Regions from separate parts of the Mus musculus genome. Here region 2 is linked to region 1. The links are chromatin loops, found by intact Hi-C in ENCODE. Cell type or tissue: gastrocnemius. All regions are shown on one strand. Each heading gives the region's core, and the rest is flanking DNA. Links, peaks and the distances in the headings are about the cores only. Region 1 overlaps Tmem63a (transmembrane protein 63a). Region 2 holds the start of Lefty2 (left-right determination factor 2).

What was found. A loop is a pair of places that touch in the nucleus more often than their neighbours do. Peaks named below come from ENCODE experiments on the same cell type or tissue, not always from the same donor. Only the 100,000 strongest peaks of a DNase experiment are listed, where the experiment ranks them.
Region 2: a loop joins it to region 1, with 3 times the contacts of the local background. A loop is called at or near these places in 32 of 42 quality-filtered maps.

Annotation. Positions count from the first base shown.
Region 1 is chr1:180,963,611-180,972,931 of GRCm38, forward strand. Tmem63a (transmembrane protein 63a) reads left to right here. Exons shown (of 23, transcript NM_144794.2): 15 at 1,930-2,036; 16 at 2,134-2,220; 17 at 2,858-2,920; 18 at 5,135-5,297; 19 at 6,570-6,675; 20 at 8,357-8,524; 21 at 9,106-9,221. Among named protein-coding and RNA genes, the nearest start is that of Tmem63a, 26 kb to the left of the region's middle. In gastrocnemius, for the core only: no CTCF peak of the experiment used is centred there; no DNase peak of the experiment used is centred there; H3K27ac peaks cover 2,028 bases.
Region 2 is chr1:180,886,290-180,895,610 of GRCm38, forward strand. It overlaps Lefty2 (left-right determination factor 2), which reads left to right and starts at 6,819. Exons shown (of 4, transcript NM_177099.4): 1 at 6,819-7,144; 2 at 7,846-8,092; 3 at 8,307-8,552. The coding sequence starts at 6,895. In gastrocnemius, for the core only: a CTCF peak has its summit at 3,737; a DNase peak (open chromatin) is centred at 2,530; H3K4me3 peaks cover 909 bases; H3K27ac peaks cover 1,000 bases.

The DNA of each region.
Region 1 (9,321 bases), core at 1,946-5,945:
AAGTGTATCTAGTCTGGAAAAATGTGCAAAGTTTATGAAAAATTACATAGTCATTCTGGTAAGGTTATAATGAAAGCAGAACACGTAGGGGTGTGATGGCTCACACCTGCAAGCCCTGCACTTGCGAAGTAGAGGCAGGAGGATTAATGCAAGTTCAAGGCCAGCCTGGGCCACAGAGTCAGATCCTCTTTCAAAAACAGGCCAGCCAGGTCCAGAGACATGTCTCATGGTTAAGAGCACTTACTGCGTTTATAGAGGACATGGGCTCTGTTCCCAGCACCATGTTAGACAGCTTATAGTTGCAAGTCACTCTGCTCTCCACACCTGACTGAACGTGTACGCATTTACCCATCCACAGAGGCAAGCACACATACACATTAAAAAATTAAAAACCAAAACCAACCAACCAATTAAACAAAACCCCCAATACACAGTGTAGAAGTCCTTTTAAGCTGTGCTTCCAATGATACATACATACATACATACATACATACATACATACATACATACATACCACACACATACACACACACACACACACGTAGACAGAGAAGGGACGTAAGGCACAAGACACATGAAAAGAGCTTTGTTAGTTGGGGTGGTGGGATACCTTAGATCAGAGGTTCTCAAGCTGTGGGTCAGTGCCCTTTTGGAGGTCAAACAACATTTTCACAGAGGTAGCATATCAGATGTCAGCATGCCAGATAGTTACATTACAATTCATAACAGTAGCAAAGTTACAGTTATGAAGAAGCAATGAAAATAATTTTATGATTGGAGTTACCACTACATGAGGAACTGTATTAAAGGGTCTCAGCATTAGGAAGGTTGAGAACCACAGCCTTAGATGGCCAGGCATGATAGACATTCAGATGTCATACTGCACATCTGTAATCCAGAGCTTGGGAGGGGCCCTGGCACTGTGGTCCTGACGCTGTGGTCCTGGCTTTTCCATCCGTTGCCGGTGAATTCTGAGCCTATGTTTTTCATTCATGTTACACCTGTGATATATAGAGGGAGCTGACTAGAAATCGTTACAACGCCCTAAGCATACACAACATAGTTTTCTGTAGACTCACAGCCGGTCAAGCTCATCCTTTTGCCAGTTGATGCGGGACAAGGCCTGGTCTTTGGAAGAGAGATCTGCTGGGTAGAGTTCCCTTTGGCTGTCTTGCATAAATTATATATATTTTTAAGATTTCTTTATTTTATGTATACGAGTACAATTGTAGCTCTCCTCAGACACACCAGAAGAGGGCATCAGATCCCATTACAGTTGGTTGTGAGCCAGCAGGTGGTTGCTGGGAATTGAACTCAGGACCTCTGGAAGAGCAGCCAGTGCTTTTAACAACTAAGCCATCTTTCCAGCCCCCAGTTTACTCTTATGTGATAAAACAACATATTTTCAGGAATTTTTTCTTTTCAGAAAAAACTTCCTTTCAGAAATTTCTTTTCAAAACATTTAACTTTATCTTTTAAATACATTTATTTCTGAGGTACAGGCGATGGAATTCAGGAGCTCACACACACTCAGCAAGCACTCGATATGGAACCATACCCCTAGGTGGCCTAGATTCTGTAACATTTGTAACTGGTACCAACTAGTGTGAACAGGATTGGAATCAGACACGGTGGAGCTGACTGGTGGGCCATGTGGAGAGGAGCCCTGGCCTCCAGATAGCAGCTGTCAGCTTTGCCCTAGGGATGGAGACGCCTCCTTCATCTGGCCCATCACTGCTCGTACCTCCTTCGCTGCAAAGGGCCACATAACCGCAGAGAGTAATGATGGTCTCCTTGCCCACGTTTGAGGACTGCCCACCCTTTACCCATCTCACCTTTGGCTCTGGAGGATGGCTGTGAGCCACTAGGCCACCAGTGACCACAGCCCCAGCGCCATCTTGACTCTCTGTGATGGTTCGTGTCTTGCAGAACCCCGTCATCAGCCAGTTCTTCCCCACACTCCTGCTGTGGTCCTTCTCTGCGCTGCTTCCGTCCATTGTCTACTACTCCACGCTGCTGGAGTCCCACTGGACAAGGTGAGCACAGCCTGGGCTTCTCACCCCACCCGGGGCCGCAGGCATGCTGCCTGATCTTACTTTGACAACTTAAACACTCACCTCTGTTCCCTCGCAGGTCAGGGGAAAACCGGATCATGGTGTCGAAGGTCTACATATTTTTGATCTTCATGGTGCTGATCCTGCCCTCCCTCGGTCTCACCAGGTACCTTCCACCTCTTGCCTGGCCCCAGTCAGACTCAGGATGGGTTCTTGCTGTCTATTCTGGAAGTCCCATAGTCCTTAAAGACAAGAAGCTTGTGAACAAAACTTACAGCGGACTTCCCTGGTAGGGTGGGGCTAGTCCTAGCTGTGTTTATCTTGTGGAGGGAAGTGCCAGCTAAAGCCTGTGTGACCTCAGGGGACAAATGTCTCAAGGTTGGGGCTGCTTTTAGAGTGGAAGAAAGGGTCTCACACTGCATGAGTGTGAGAAAGAAAACCGGAGGGTAGAACTCTAGATTGGTGTGAGCAAGACCTTGGGTTTCATCTTCAGTACTGGAAATCAATCAATTAAACAAACAAACAAACAAACAAACAAGCCGGGCAGTGTGGCCCACGCCTTTAATCCCAGCACTTGGGAGGCAGAGGCAGGTGGATTTCTGAGTTCGAGGGCAGCCTGGTCTACAGAGTGAGTTCTAGGACAGACAAAGCTATACAGAGAAACCCTGTCTTGAAAAACCAATCAACCAACCAACCAAACAAACAAACAAAAACCAAACCAAACCAAGCCAAATCAAAACACAAAATGAAACAAACAAATGAATAAGAAACATATGGAATTCATCTGCTTTTCTGCTTTTCAGCTTGGATTTCTTCTTCCGGTGGCTCTTTGACAAAACTTCCTCGGAAACCTCAATCAGGCTAGAGTAAGTATTGACTCGGCTGCCATCCAGTGCATGGGACTGAAGAGCTCTGGGTGTGGGGTGTGGGGTGGGGGATGGGGGTTGTGGGTGGGGAGTAAGGGGAGTGAGGGAGGCTGTGGCAGCAGCTAGCTAGCGCTGCAGTGTGGTTATTCCCCATTCCCCTTCAGGACAGGCATCCTCCCCTGGGAATACCAGGCCTTGCACTCACACCAGCCCCTCCCACATTCCTGGAGCATGTTGTGGGAGCTGACCTACTTTGTGTCTACTTGCAGAAATGTGGTTGTCTTTTAGCCCAAGACTCTATTAGTGGCCCCCACTTTTCTTGTTTAAGACTTACTTACAGACCACAGAGCCGTTGGGGAAGGTACTTCTGGGAGGTAGTGGTGCCCCAGTCACAGAGGGATAATAATTAAATGTAGTGTCAGTGTAGCCCGTGGGTGGTTTTTGTCAGGAGAATGGAGTTCAGTTTAGGGCTGGTGTGTGTCCTTGTTAGTACTCAAAGCCTATGACACTTCCCTCATAGTGACAGCTGTGATTTAAAATGGCTCCATGCGAAATGTTTATGCGTCCTTTACCCTATGAAGCTATGAGGGTGTGTGGGTAAGGAGATGGATCTGTGTCAAGTGCTTGCTATGTGGTCTAGACAAGAGAAGAGAGACAGAGACAGACAGAGAGAGCTGTGGGACAGATGTTATTCCTGTCTCCATTTTACAGATAATGGGGTGTAGAAATATTGAGGTTGTCACCCAAGGTTCTCCAACTAGTTATTCAGCCCATTTCACTATACTCGAGGGCTTTCAACAGCCCCAAAGGCCCCAGATTGGCTGGGAATGATCACGGAGGAGGCTGGCCTATAAAGATGGAGCAGTTGCTTCTTGCTGACTTGGCTGGTGAATCAGGAACAAGTAGCTACAGGTAGACGTACACCTACCTAACTCACCCTTTCCTGGGTAGACACGGCTTCTGGCTGCCACATCCAATGGCCTGCTCCTCTCTGTGACTCCTCAGCCACACCTGACATACCGGCCGAGGCTCTTCCCAGACACAGTGTTTTCATTTGGCACCGAGCTCTGCCCTTGCCATCCCTGCCTACAGCATCTCCTTTGCAACCTTCTTGGGACTTCCTGCAAAGCTACCTGAGGGAGGGCTCTATCCTCGCCCCTCCTCCTTTGGACTCATGGCTTCATTGCTATTTGGCTACTGCATTAAAATATGTACACAAAGGGGCGAGGGGTATGCAGTGCTGGGCTTCATCTTCAGTGCCAAGGAGTTAAAGAAAACAACCCACAGTATCCATATTACCACTTTAGAGTCTTCTGTCTCCTGCCTCAGCTTCAGGTGGAGCCCCTGCTGTGCACTGTGGACTTTACCGGCCCCAACCCAGATCTGATATGTCCCAGTTCTCCTCATAGCTCTCTCAATTTGGCCCCCCAAAAGCCTTGGAGCGCACCCTGTCTTTTCCTTCCCCTCTCCTCCCTCCATCCAGTCTATCAGCACACTCCCCCAGTTCTATCTCCGAGAAAAATAGAGAATCAGACCCTGCCTCCTCATCTCCACCAGTACCACCCTCATCCCGCACACCCTACAGTTGCGACCGTGTCCGCTGTATCTTTCAGCCTCCTGTTCTGCCTCCCCTTTGCCCGCTGCTTTCCAGGGCCCCCTGCCCTCCTACTGTTGCTTGGCACTGCCAGGCTCACAGCTCTTCATCAATGTCATTATCTGTAGTCCCTTGGTGTCCAGGTGATCTGCTTGCTCAGTGACCTTTTGATACACCTTCTAAGCTCAGTGACATTGTCCTCCCCCCCTCCCCACCCCAGCTGGACAGCTCCTGGAACACTGCCTGCCATACTGTGTATGCCATATCTGATTGTGTCCCCAGAGAGTGTGCAAATGCAAAGAGCAAAGAGAACAGAGTCTGAGGCCTGGTTTTCTATTTTATTTTATTATTTTGAGAAACGATTCTGCTATGTAGCCTAGAAGGGCCTAGAATCATGATTTTCCTGCCTCTGTTGCCTCAATGCTGGGATCACACGTATTATGGCTTTCAGCACAGTAACTGACACTCGGACGGTCTCCACAGATGTGTGCTGAATGAGGGATATGGCAAGAGCCCTCCCAGAGGTGCCCTCCCAGAGGTGCCCTCCCCCACTCCAGTTATTTTTCCAGCTGGAAGGAAGCTCTGGGGCTCCCAGCTAACAGCCCTGTATCTCGTCCTAGGTGTGTCTTCCTGCCAGACCAGGGTGCCTTCTTTGTGAACTACGTCATCGCCTCAGCCTTCATCGGCAGTGGCATGGAGCTGTTGCGCCTGCCCGGCCTCATCCTCTATACCTTCCGCATGATCATGGCCAAGACGGCCGCTGACCGCAGGAATGTTAAGCAGGTACTATAACCTTGGGTCCTGTCCATGCTCCCTGCCTGTGGGCCTCTCAGTTCTCTGGAATAAATCCTAGGCACAGTAAGAGCTTTGCAAACCTGGGCTCAGGGCTGCCTCTGCCTGGATCCTCTCTGGATCATGACAAGTCTTTCCCTAGTTTTCATGCTGACCATTGGGCCAGAGAAAAGACCTTGGGGTTTTTGTGGTCTAATGCATCTGGTCACACACTGTATCTATCAGTCTTCTCACCGCCTGTGCAGGGAACCTGACAGAAGCAACCTAAGAAAGGGGGGATTTGGCCTTCCTGTCTTGGCCTTCAGTTTGAGGGTATAGCCCATTGTGGTGGGGGAGGTGTTGGGGTGAAAGCGTTTCTAGCTGCGGGGTGGGAGACCGCCGGTTACGTTGGATCCGATGAGGAAGCAGGGAAACATGAATGCTAGTGTTCATCTCTTTCTCTCTTCTTCCTTTCATTCAGCTTGGGACTGTGGTCCACAGAGTGGTGGTGCCACATACACTGGAGGGGTGGTGGTCTTCTTTCTCGGTTAAACCTCTCTAGAAACACAGAGAACTGTGACTCTGAGGTGACTGTGACTCCAGCCAAGTTGAAAATCAAGGTCAATCATCACACAGGAAATGCATAGCTAAAAGCTACACATTCAATGTGTTAAGCCCCTGCTTAGTAAGAGAGAGATTATATACAACCCGTAGACCCCTTTCCTGGGGACCTCTGTTTGGACCTATTCTTAGGAATACCTCCAATGTCCAAGCTATTTCAGGCTGGCACGCATTCCAGACCTCCTAAGTTGGGTGGTGTGGGGTCGCTATGCCTTGGTGAGTTCTGTGAGAGGACGCAGGAAGCCAGCTGTCCTCTGGATTTTGTGATGGATGCCACTAATCTTGTTTTACAGAGGCACAAACTGAGCTGGCCCAGGTTACCCGAACTAGGGTTGAGCTGATGGTGGTGGTGGTGGTGGGGATGCCCAGTCTGTGTGGAATCTCTCTGGTGTATCCTCCAGCTCTATCTGCCCCAGGAGCTCATAGCTCTGGTGGGAGGGTACAGTTAGAGGAGGGGAGCCCTGTGAGAGCACACACCATCCACCATGCTTTGGAAGATCTGGGCGTGGCTGGAGAGGAGAAAGCCAAGCCTTTCAGAAGCATTCCTAACTACCTAGTCCTCCCTGACCCCGTTGGACACCCGTACCCGCCATGCTTGGAGTGCACAGAAGGGTGTCTGGGGACAGAGCCAGCTTATGAGATCCTTAACCCTTTCCTTCCCAGAACCAGGCTTTTGAATACGAGTTTGGAGCCATGTATGCGTGGATGCTGTGTGTCTTCACCGTCATCATGGCTTACAGCATCACCTGCCCCATTATCGTGCCCTTTGGTAAGTGGCCCTGGTGTCCGTCTGTCTTAGGGCTCATGGCCAGCTGACTCTGTCACACCTGCCGGTGACAGCTACCACCAGGTCACATGGATTCCCAGAAGAGTGCCCTCTTGTAGTTACCTAAGTACAAAATTTCCTTTCCTTTCTAAATGATTGTTTCTGCTGGCCTCTACTGTGGCCTCTCTCAACATGTCTGGTGTGAGTTTCTGTGTTGGCTCATTATGGTATCTTGTTTGGTTTGTGAATGCTTGTGTATGTATGTGTGCATGGGTGAGTATGGGTGCCCATGTACTTGGTGTATAGAACAGATAGATATTTCTGTTCTTTCTCTTCCCTTCCTTTCCCCCTTCTCTTCTTTTCCCTTCCCTTCCCTCTTTTCCCCTCCCCTTCCCTTCCCCCTTCCTTTCTCTTTCCTCCCCTCCCTTCCCCCTTCTTCTTCCCTTCTCTCCCCTCCCCTCCCCTTCCCCTTCCTTTCTCTTCCCTCCCCTCCCCTCCTCTTCCTTTCCCCTCCCCTGCTCTCCCCTCTCTTTTCTTTTTTGAGACCGAGTCTCACCTTGTAGCCTTGGCTGGCCTGGAATTCATTGTCTATATATGTATACTAGATTGGCCTCAAACTCCCGAAGATCTTCTAGCCTAAGCCTCTGCCTCCCAAGTTCTGGGGCTAAAGGCATGTGCTGTCCAGCTTGTCTGCTGTATATTTTTAGAGATGGTCTCTGGATAAAGCCAGAGATCTCTGACTGGGTAGACTGGCTAGCTCTGGGGCTCTGCCTGCCTCCATTTCCTCCTCTCAGTGCCTCAGGTACAGAAGTGTCCCACCATGCTCAGCATTTACGTGGGCATGGGATCTGATCCCAGGTTCTCACGCTTGCGGCAGGCGCCTCATGAGCTGAGCTGTCGCCTCAGTCCTAATTATCATCATCGTTGTCATCATCACCACCACCACCATCATCACCACCACATCACCACCACCATTACCATCATCATTATGATCAGCATCATGTAGATCCTATATAGTTTACAAAGCCTCCCTATGTTGTAGCACAGGTCAGCTTCAAACACAGGACCTTCTACCTTAGCCTCCCAAACATTGGAGCTATAGCTGTGTGTGTGCTCAATGACTGGCTCTTTTTAATGTAATTTAATTTTTTTAATGAACTGAAGGCTAGAGAAATGGCTCAGTGGCTAAGAAAGAGCATACACTGTTCCTTGCTCAGGACCTGAGTTCGGTGCCCAGCACCCACAGCAGGCAGCCTGCCTCCAATTCCAGCTTCAGAGAACCGGCGCCTTCCTTACCACCTTGGTCACATGCACGTAAACATTCACAAAAACCAGATAATAAAAACATTAATTAGTTAGCTAATTAATTTTTTTTTGAGACAGTGTCTCACTATTCAGCCTCAAACTCATGAAGATCCACCTACCTCTGCCCCCCGAGTGCTGGGATCATGGCCCTGCAGGGCTCCAGCTCACAGCACTCTTTTATTTTTTTTTTAAAGATTTATTTACTTGTTTATTTTATGCTTATGAATACACTGTTGCTGTCTTTAGACACACCAGAAGAGGGCATCAGACCTCATTACAGATGGTTTTGGGATTTGAACTCATGACCTCTGGACGAGTAGTCAATGCTCTTAACCGCTGAGCCAGCTCTCCAGCCCTAACCACAGCCACTATTTTGCAGGCCTCATCTACATCCTGCTTAAGCACATGGTGGACCGGCATAACCTCTACTTCGCTTACCTCCCGGCTAAACTGGAGAAGAGGATCCACTTCGCCGCCGTGAACCAGGCCCTGGCCGCCCCCATCCTCTGCCTCTTCTGGCTCTTCTTTTTCTCCTTCCTCCGTCTGGGTGAGGGACATTCTGCTCTGTGCCCAGTGCCAGGCCTCATATCCATCCATTCCCCCCCCCCCGCCCCCCCCAGCCAGTCAGCTCACTAGCTGATGTCCCAGTGTCAGTGTGGTAGAACAAGGTGAGGGCTGCTTGGTGTGGTGTTGACAACCGGGCTACTGAGCTAGGTCAGGTGTGACAGAGCCCCGGAAATCCCCATGGAGGAGAGGGCTGCTGGGTCAGTTCTGAGCCAGAGGATATGAAACTGTACAGTCAGCCCCAGAGAACTCCCATCCCGACTAGCCTTAGGCTCTGGAGGCTGGCAGGAACTGTCCTAGCTAGCTCACTGTCAAGGGCTCCTTACGTGGTATCCCAGTGTCTCAAACCCAGTCAGGGATGGGTCTAGCCATCATGTGGGCCATATACCCTGTGTTGTGTGCTCTGAGCTGTGAGGATACTATTCTGGCAGTTGGAATGAGGAGCAGGACTGGGGGCTGTGGGGAAGTCACCCACAGTCTGGACACCAGGCCTGGCCCCTTCCTCACCAGAGCAAGCATAACAGGAAGCGCCAGCCTCCCTCAAGACTGCGCGTATGTTCCCAGGTCTGACGGCCCCGGCCACGCTCTTCACCTTCCTGGTTGTTCTGCTCACCATCCTGGCCTGCCTGCTGTACACCTGCTTTGGATGCTTCAAGCACCTCAGCCCATGGAACTACAAGGTACCGGATGGTCCGACACGCCTCAGGCTGGACAGCGCAGCTCTCTTTTTCCCCATCCCCGTGTGTGTGAATGGAGTACCAGTTGCCCCCAGCTTTGGGA
Region 2 (9,321 bases), core at 1,993-5,992, 77 kb before region 1:
CATGAGGAAAGAGTTTTCAGGAAGGAACTGAGCTGAGGCATGGCTCATGGCGGCGTCCTTCCCTAGTATGCACTGTGTCCCGGGCTCCATCCTTCACACTCCCAAGGAGATGATACTGGAACTTGTCAAATCAGAATTATATTTTGTTTTGTTTAAGACAGGGTCTCTCTCTATATATAGGTCTGGTTGTCCTGAAACTCACTATGTAGGCCAGGCTGGCTGGCTTTGAACTTACAGAAACACACACACATACACAAATGCACTACACCACACACTCATCACACACACACAAACACACACACACCACACCACACACACACACCACACTACACACACACATACACACACTTACCACACCACACAACAACCACAACACACACTCACTTACCATACACCCCACAAACCACACACACATGTACAAATACACACATACATGCATGCACTGCACCACACACATGCCATACCACACATACACTACACTCATACAAACACACTCACCACACTACACACACTACACTCATACAAACACATACACATACATACACACCACACACATATACAATCACCACACCACACCCACACTGGTAAGATAAATTAGAGAGGAGAATGGTATAGAAAGGTGAGGGCAAGTGAGCAGGCCAGAATGCCAGCACTCGGGTTGGCTACCAGGATCTGAGCTGGGCTGTGGAGTAGAGGAAATTCTGTCTGGGAGAGGGAGGTGCCGCCCTGGTGCCTGGCCAAGGGCATGGTGGAGACCCTTGTGCAAGATGTAGAAATGGAAGGAAGACAAGACGGTCCCAAATAGCCCCTGTCTTAGAAGTGGAAAGTTCCATAGGTGATGGGGAAAGATACGGAGAGGTATTCGGGAGGAGGAGGTAGGTGAGGGGACAGGGATTTAGAAGAAGATGGAGGCAATTCTAGGGCTAATGCTTTCTTCTTTCTTCTTTGTCTGCAGCGCTGCATCTGAACCCAGGATCTGGAGCTAGGCCAGCTGAGTTACATCCCAGGAAAATTTCCAATGTGATTTCTGTATTCTTTTAAATTTACTTTTAATTTAAGCGTATCTGCGTGGCTGTCTACCACGTGTGCGCGGGTGCCCAGGACGGCCAGGAGAGGCTGTTGAATTCCCTGGAGTTGGATTTATGGGAGGTTTTGAACCACCTGATGCGGAGCCTGGGAACCAAACTGGGGTCCTATGGAAGAGACTCTGCTGACCCAGCTCAACAGTGGCTCCTAGGGTTCTGAGCCTCTCTGTCTCTGTCTCTGTTTCTCTCTTCCTAATTCATTTGTTGAGTGCATGCACACACAAGTCATGACACTCCTGCAGAGATCAGGGGACAAGTTACAGGAGTCAGTTCTCTCTACCATTCTGGGGATTGAACTTGGACTGTTTGGCTTGGTGGCAAGCATCTTCGCATGGCGAACCATCCTGCCAGCCCTTAATTTTTATTCTCTTCTCCCTTTCTCTCTCTGTCTGTCTTTGCTAGGGATTGAACTCAGAGCTTTGCATATGTAGGCAAGCACTCTCCTGTTGAACTGTATTCCAATCCCTAGATAATTCCAACTCAATAGGTCTCTCATTAGCTTCGGAGCATTGAGTATTATACATTTTTTTTCTCTTGCGTATAACAGAGTAGTAAGAAAGTAAAAGAGCTACTGTCTGTCCCTACTCTAAAATTTCTAGACAGGACAGAGAAAACCCAAAACAGATCTCAGGTCAAGGTTGTTGTCCTATGTGTGGTACCCTCTCTTTCCCCTCCCCCATCCTTTTCTTTCTTTGCGTCAGAGGTAGTCAGGAAGCGGAGGTACCATCCTCTGGAAGGGCTGGGTTGTCTATGAATGGAATAATCCTCTAATCTGATTTAGACATTTGTCTCACTGGACTGACTGCTCTGACACACCCCTGTCCCCTCTGCCCTATGTCTCCAACAGAAGAATCTTTACCTTCTGATGTCTGGACCCTGTCTCTAGTGAAATCTAGGCAGCCAGGGTTCAGGAGGCCACAGGTCTCACAGGTGACTCAAATATCAACTTCTGGAGCACACTGGCCTGGTAGAGAGTGACAGAACAGTAGGCCGTGGAAAGGGAAGGCACAGGGCCAACCCTGAAGCACGGAGGTGTTTTGCATGGAGGCTCTGTGATGCCCCACTGTGTGGAATGACTCGCCCTGGACTATGGGCCCCAGAGGATGGAGCGAACAGGGTTGTGGGGAGTTCGTTCGGTGCTTGTGCACCGGCCCTAAGGAACACACATCAGGTGGTGGCCTCAAGTGTTTGTATTTTGCCACAGCACTTCTGTGACCACTCAGAACATTCGCAGCATAGAAGCTCCGAAGGGCGGGGCTGTGGTGGAGGAGGGGGCACCTCTGCAACCTCAAAGAAGTCTGCCCTGTCCCCGCCTTAGAAGCCCTTGGGGGAGAGGTCTGATTTACACAGCTTTCTAGGACCGGAGGTGCTTTCCGGCTTTCAGGCCGGGCCGGGCTCCACCTCAGACACCCCGTCCCACTCAGATCCACAATATGAGGGAGAGGCCTAGCTTTTGCATCACAAAAGTAGCCCCACCCTCCCCCTACTTGGGCAATCTGCCCACTGTAAAAGTTTCCTAATCCACATCTGCTTCCTTCTTTGGGCCGTGGCTAATTGCCCAATCACTGTATTTCCCCAACAGAACTCCGAGGGCTCCTGGGAATCCACATCCAGGAGTCTTGGGAAGATCGACTCTGGGAGATTGACCCTCTGTTTTTCTGTCTGCGTTTTACACTGCCCTGCCCCCATTGGACCCCGAGTCGTCTGGGTTCCCAAGCTGCCTGCTGCTGATGGATGGCATCTGGCAGTAAAGCCAGCAGCAGACAGAGTTTGAGGTGTGGGAAGAGCTATGACCTTTGAGTGTCTGTGTATCAGTCCCGTGTGACCCTGGAATGCTGCAGCCCCTCCGAGACTGTTTTCTCTGTACCATCTACACTGTCTGGATAGTTAGTTTCTGCTCTGAGATGTCTGGTTCTACACACTAGCAGGGAAAGAGGATGGTTTGTCTAGACCAGTCCTTCATTGATACTGAACATCACCAGGCGATGATGATGGGGCGTTCCCTAAATTGGGAAGGGGGCTTAGTTTCTCAGTGTGGATCACCTATGCACGCCCCTAGAGGTCACCCCAGGAGTGCTCTGGGGAAGGGTTCGCCAATTCAGCCTCAGGGCCCAGGGATTCTGAGTCCCTAAAGCGACTCCCAGGTATTCCAGGTTTTTTCTTTTTAACTTAAAAAAAAAAAAAGGTGTTTTTATAGGCTAGAGAGATGGCTCAGCGGTTATGATCACTGGCTCTTGTTCCAGAGGTCCTGAGCTCAATTCCCAGCAGCCATGTGGTGGCTCACAACCATCTGTAATAGGATCCGATGCCGTCCTCTGGTGTGTGCCCTCTTCTGGTGCGTCCGAGGAGAACCACAATGTACTCACATACATAAAATAAGTAAATATAAAGATATATTTTTAAAAAACAAGGTGTTTTTATTGGGGGCGAGGAAACACACATATGCAGTAGACACACAGAGAAAAACACTCTCTGCAAAGCAGAGGACGGATTCAGAAAGCTGAGATTCCCTATCCCAGGTCCTTAGCGAGGCCAAATAATGACTATGCAGTTCCTCTTCTACCCAGGGCCCAATTCTGAACTTCCTAGGCTTAGCTATTCTATTGCTGATCACTCTGGGTGCCCCAGAAGGCCTCAGACCCAAGGTGTCCTTGAGGTGGCGGTAGAGATCCCCTGTGTACATCTGCAAGTCAGAAAGCATCTGCCCCAGATGCCTGTCCTTTGGCTCTGGCACAGAAGGTCTTACTGAACACAGCAGGGCCTTGGGTGTTACATTTTGACACGAAGCCAGCTACGATGATAAGCCACAGGGTTTCCTTTCGCCCATTGCAAGGGTGGTGAACTCTTGCATATTTAAGGCACACCAGCCCAGAAGAGCTTCCAGGGACGAAGGACCTCACGTTCTGGTGGCCTGTAAATGTGACACCTCTGTGCCGTTTGGCTTGACTAAAGCCCCAAATGTTAGCATCCTATAAAGTCCCTTCCCTGTTAATCACTTGCAAAGGAAGGCAGCGGCGGTGTTCCTTTTGAAGAAAGCCGGATACAGAGTGGGGGTCTTATATTTCAGGGGCTCCTCATTAGGAGATGTGAGCTCCAGGATGGGATTAGATTTTGTTTTTCTGTTTTTCTGTGCTGGGGGATGGAACTCAGGACCTTTCGAATGCTAGGTGAGCGTCCAGACACTGAGCTACCCCCAGCCCCAGATGAGACATTTGAAGTCCTTCTGGGGCATTACCTAGTTTCCTTGGAAACAGAGGTGGGAGATAAGAGAAAAATGACTGAGAAGCAGGTCTGTGACCCTGGGACTTCCCTCTCTGGGGCCAGCTGCCTGGATTTCTATATTTCCTCTTACTTCAGCCTGCCTATCCTGTGACCCCTCCAAACTCTCTGTCATATATATCCAAATAGCCCTAACTTTGGCAGTCAATATCTGCCCTTAGACAGGTCATGTAACAGTTTTACGCCTCGGTGTCTTCATCTATTAAGTGGAAATAATAATGCAAACCTCCCTGTCTACCCCAGGGATAAAGAGTTAACAATGCCAGGCATGGTAGTACATGCCTAGAATCTCTGCACCAGGGAGGCTGAGGTAGGAGGACTTTGAGTTCAAGGCTAGCCTGGGCTACATAATGAGACCTTGTCACAAAACAAAACAAAGCCAACACACACACACACACACACACACACACACACACACACACCCCAAAACCACACACACATCTTGCATGCATGATTTATTATGATTAGGGACAGATTTTTTTTTCTTTTCTTTGACGTGGTAGAGATCAAAACCAAGGACTTGCAAATGCTGTACTAGAGACTTAGACCCTTAGCCTTATCAGAGTTATTTCTGCTCCTCTCTTTTTTTTTTTTTTTGGGTTTTTTTTTGAGACAGGGTTTCTCTGTATAGCCCTGGCTGTCCTGGAACTCACTCTGTAGACCAGGCTGGCCTCGAACTCAGAAATTCTGCCTCTGCCCCTCGAGTGCTGGGATTAAAGGCGTGCGCCACCCTGCCCGGCAGTTATGTTCCTCTTCTAAGTTCTGAGCCCACCCACTTACTACTATAAATCTTCTACATATATTAATATGTACGTGAGAATGTGTACATATGTGTGCTCGTGCATGCACTCGTGTGTGTGTGTGTGTGTGTGTGTGTGTGTGTGTGTGTGTGTGTTTGGGCTGTTACCCAGAGCCCTTGAACCTGAGAGGGTTTTCTCTGCTCTCAGGGTTGTTTGAGAAAGGTAGAACACAGCGCATACACACCCAGGGGCCAGTGTCCTCCTGGGAAGGCAGAGAGGTGATCCCTGTCCACCAGGCCCTTTGGCCCTTAAGCTCCTCTGTGGCCATTGTTCACCTCTCATTGGCTACAGGAAAGGTTTCCTTCTGCACACACTTAGACCTCTGAGCCAGAGAGGCCTTAGGGGGCAGATGCAAATATCTGTATCGCAAGGTCTCCTCTAACTGCATACTGTGACAGGACAGGTGACTTTGTCCTGTAGTGAGCTGACCAGCATCTGAAAGATGCACTTGCAGCTAAAACCTGCCTCGTAAGGGCTGTGTGGAACCCTACTCCCAGCTTGGGATGGGGCCTGGCACACATGATCACTCATACGATGGATGTCTGCTGAGGATGTATCTTGCATGCGCATATGTTATGTATTTGTTTTGAGACAGGGTCTTCTGTCATTGTCAACTGCTCCTTTAGATAATAAAAACACAAGGCATTGAGAATTTATAAAATTTACCAAGTATCAAGACCCAGCTGTTGTAAACTGGGAGCTAGAAGAAGTAGGGCCAGTCAGGTGCCTGCAGCTGTGGACTGGACATGTTTCCAGGCAGATTTGGCCTCTGGATGGTTTCTGTCTCTAAGTCTGTGGTATGAGCAAGACACAAGCCTGAGCGCTTGTGGTATGAGCCTAGTGGGCGAGCCCTCCCAGAAGGAGTTGCTGTCTGAAGAGGCACATTCTGTGGCACTCTGAGAGCAGAGAGACATGCGCAGTCTTCATGTTTCCTGAGACTATGCTAGCAAAATCTCTAGTTAGCGGCATCTGTCTTCCTCTGGCATGGGAGGGGTGGGGTGTGATGAGGACCGTGACGAACCTGGACAGACCCGTGGGGGTACTGAAGGATGTATACGGTTCCTTTGACTCCGGGGTATCTGTGGAATTGACCAGAGACAGCTGGAATACAGGACTCTGCCCCTCTTTGTTCCTCCACGGACAAATCTAGACCTCCACTGGCCCATGGAGAATCTTCCAGAGTCTTAAACAGGTCTGGCATAGTGATACACAGCTGTAGTTCTAGCATGCAGAGGATGATGGGAGGAGGATTATCACAAGTTTGGGGTCCGCCTGACCTAGAGTCGTTTCTGAAGAATTCAGCCCAGCCATGGCTATGCAGGTAATATAGTACTTCAACAACTGGTGAAAGAGTCTCTCTGTTTTTTGCCCCGAGGAATTCTCTATCCCACAAAACAGACGGTGATATTATCAGATAATTCCAACAAGAGCGAACAGTATCGTTGAGAGGCAGTGACCCCACAGACAGAAATCTCAGTCCGTGTGTCTTCCAGACAGCTCTCTGTGTCCTTTCTTAGACAGCCCCTCCTCAGGGCGCAGGGGCTTGTCTCATGCTGAGTTCCCAGGAGGTCCCAGGGGTGTGACCTTTCTTGTCCTTCCTCCCTGCCCCCCACCCCAGGGCCAACTATAAAGAAGGCCAGTGCCAGCCCTCAGCAGACCGTCTAGGTCCCAAGAACTTTTCAGGGCACTTTTAGGGACGCATATATCCACGATTCCTCCTGGGCAGCGCCATGAAGTCCCTGTGGCTTTGCTGGGCACTCTGGGTACTGCCCCTGGCTGGCCCTGGGGCAGCGATGACCGAGGAACAGGTCCTGAGCAGTCTACTGCAGCAGCTGCAGCTCAGCCAGGCCCCCACCCTGGACAGCGCGGATGTGGAGGAGATGGCCATCCCTACCCACGTGAGGTCCCAGTATGTGGCCCTGCTGCAGGGAAGTCACGCTGACCGCTCCCGAGGCAAGAGGTTCAGCCAGAATTTTCGAGGTGAGCTCTTCCTGCTGTCCCTGGTCTCTAGACAGGGCAGACTGACCATGCCCACTCTGGTGATGTAGACCCTTTCTTTGTGTGTGTGTTGAGAGGTGTGACCAAGTCCTCAGGACTCTCAAGGCCAGGAGGAGATATACATCAGGCTGGAGTGACTGACAAGACCCAGACTCAGAGAAGAATAGAGCAGGGCAAAACAGGATCATAGGGTATGGGTAGGTGTAGCAAGGACCCAGTTCTTCTGGAGACAGTAGTGTGACTTCTGGGGTGACTATCTAGGACCATCTGGGACAGTGGCCAACTGTGTCTTGTGCTATGAACACTGAAGTAAATTACTGGTTGAAGCTACTTTGGGTTAAAAGCAAACAAAACGTCCAGTATTCTGAGAACAGTATAGCCCGCTAGTGAGATGCAGGAGCCTAAATGGAGCCTCTCCCCGTTAGGGCTGGGATCAGAAAGAAAGCCAGATCCATGACCCGGCTTCTATAAGGACCCTACTCTCTTCAGCTTCATTACTTCTGGATCCCAAAGCTCTTTGTGCTTGCTTGGGGAGGTTTAGTGAACAAGCTCTTGCTGGAGATTTTAAAAAGGCACAGAACTGTAACGGCTCTGTCCTGGCCTCCTTCAAGTACAGTGGCTCTGCCATCCTAGAGGTCTTGTGATACCTGGAGAGGCCCGGCTGACTCTGTCCTTGTCCACAGAGGTGGCAGGCAGGTTCCTGATGTCAGAGACCTCCACTCACCTGCTAGTGTTCGGAATGGAGCAGCGGCTGCCGCCTAACAGCGAGCTGGTGCAGGCTGTGCTGCGGCTGTTCCAGGAGCCTGTGCCCAGAACAGCTCTCCGGAGGTTTGAGAGGCTGTCCCCACACAGTGCCCGGGCTCGGGTCACCATTGAATGGCTGAGAGTCCGTGAGGATGGCTCCAATCGCACTGCCCTCATCGACTCTAGGTAGGGGATGCTGCTGGATGCTGTTGTTGCTGATGTGTGTGTGCGCGCACGTGCGCGCGTGTGTTGGGGGAGTTGGGAAGTGAGGGACTCGCCCATGCAGGGGGAGGGGAGCAGCAGATGATAGGGATGGGTACCGGACGGGACAGACTCCTCCTTCAGGGCCTCCCTAACAGCCTGCCAGTCCCCTTGCCTGACGCGCACTGCTGTGTCTCAGGCTCGTGTCCATCCACGAGAGCGGCTGGAAGGCCTTCGACGTGACCGAGGCCGTGAACTTCTGGCAGCAGCTGAGCCGGCCGAGGCAGCCGCTGCTGCTCCAGGTGTCGGTGCAGAGGGAGCATCTGGGGCCGGGGACCTGGAGCGCACACAAGTTGGTCCGTTTCGCGGCGCAGGGGACGCCGGACGGCAAGGGGCAGGGCGAGCCACAGCTGGAGCTGCACACGCTGGACCTCAAGGACTACGGGTAGGCTGGAGGTTGGGTGGCTAGGGATGCAATAGACCCGGTCCTCCTCCCTCTCTGCCCCCAGCCGCGCCGAGATTTTGTACCAGCTTAGGTGTGAACTGTGTAGGCTGCCCCGGGAGATGAGCCATTCCTACCTATAATACTTTCTAGCGGTGCGTTTAGAAATGGTATTATAATATTGAATTATAACATTCTATTTCCACTGTCCCCTTCAAGAGTAAGTCTTTGAAGATTTTTAGCTTCAAGCCAGGCATTGGTGGCACATGCTTTTAATCCCACACTTGGAAGGGAGAGGCAGGCAGATCCCCGAGTTCGAGGCCAGTCTGGTCTATAAAGGATAGCTAAAGCTACACACAGAGACATCCTATTTCAAAAAACCCAAACCAAACCAAACCAAACAACCAACCACTAAAAACAGAACAAACAACAACAAAACCCATCTTATTAGGCATATACTTTAAACATTTGTATTTGCTACTATTGCGCATGTGTGTCCGTGTGTACACACTGTGTTCTACTCTGTCACCTTTATATGAGTTCCAGGGATCCAATCCAGCCCAGGTCATCAGTTTTGCATGGCAAGCTCTTTACCTGCTAAGCTACCTTGCCTCCCCTGCATATACTCTTTGTTGTTGTTAAAAATTCTTTATTTTGGGGGAATTTTATTCATATATACAATGTATCTTTATCATAGCATTCTCTACTCCCCATCTTGCTCCTCCTGATAAGCATTATAGTGTGTGTGTGTATAGGGGTGTGTGTGTGTGCA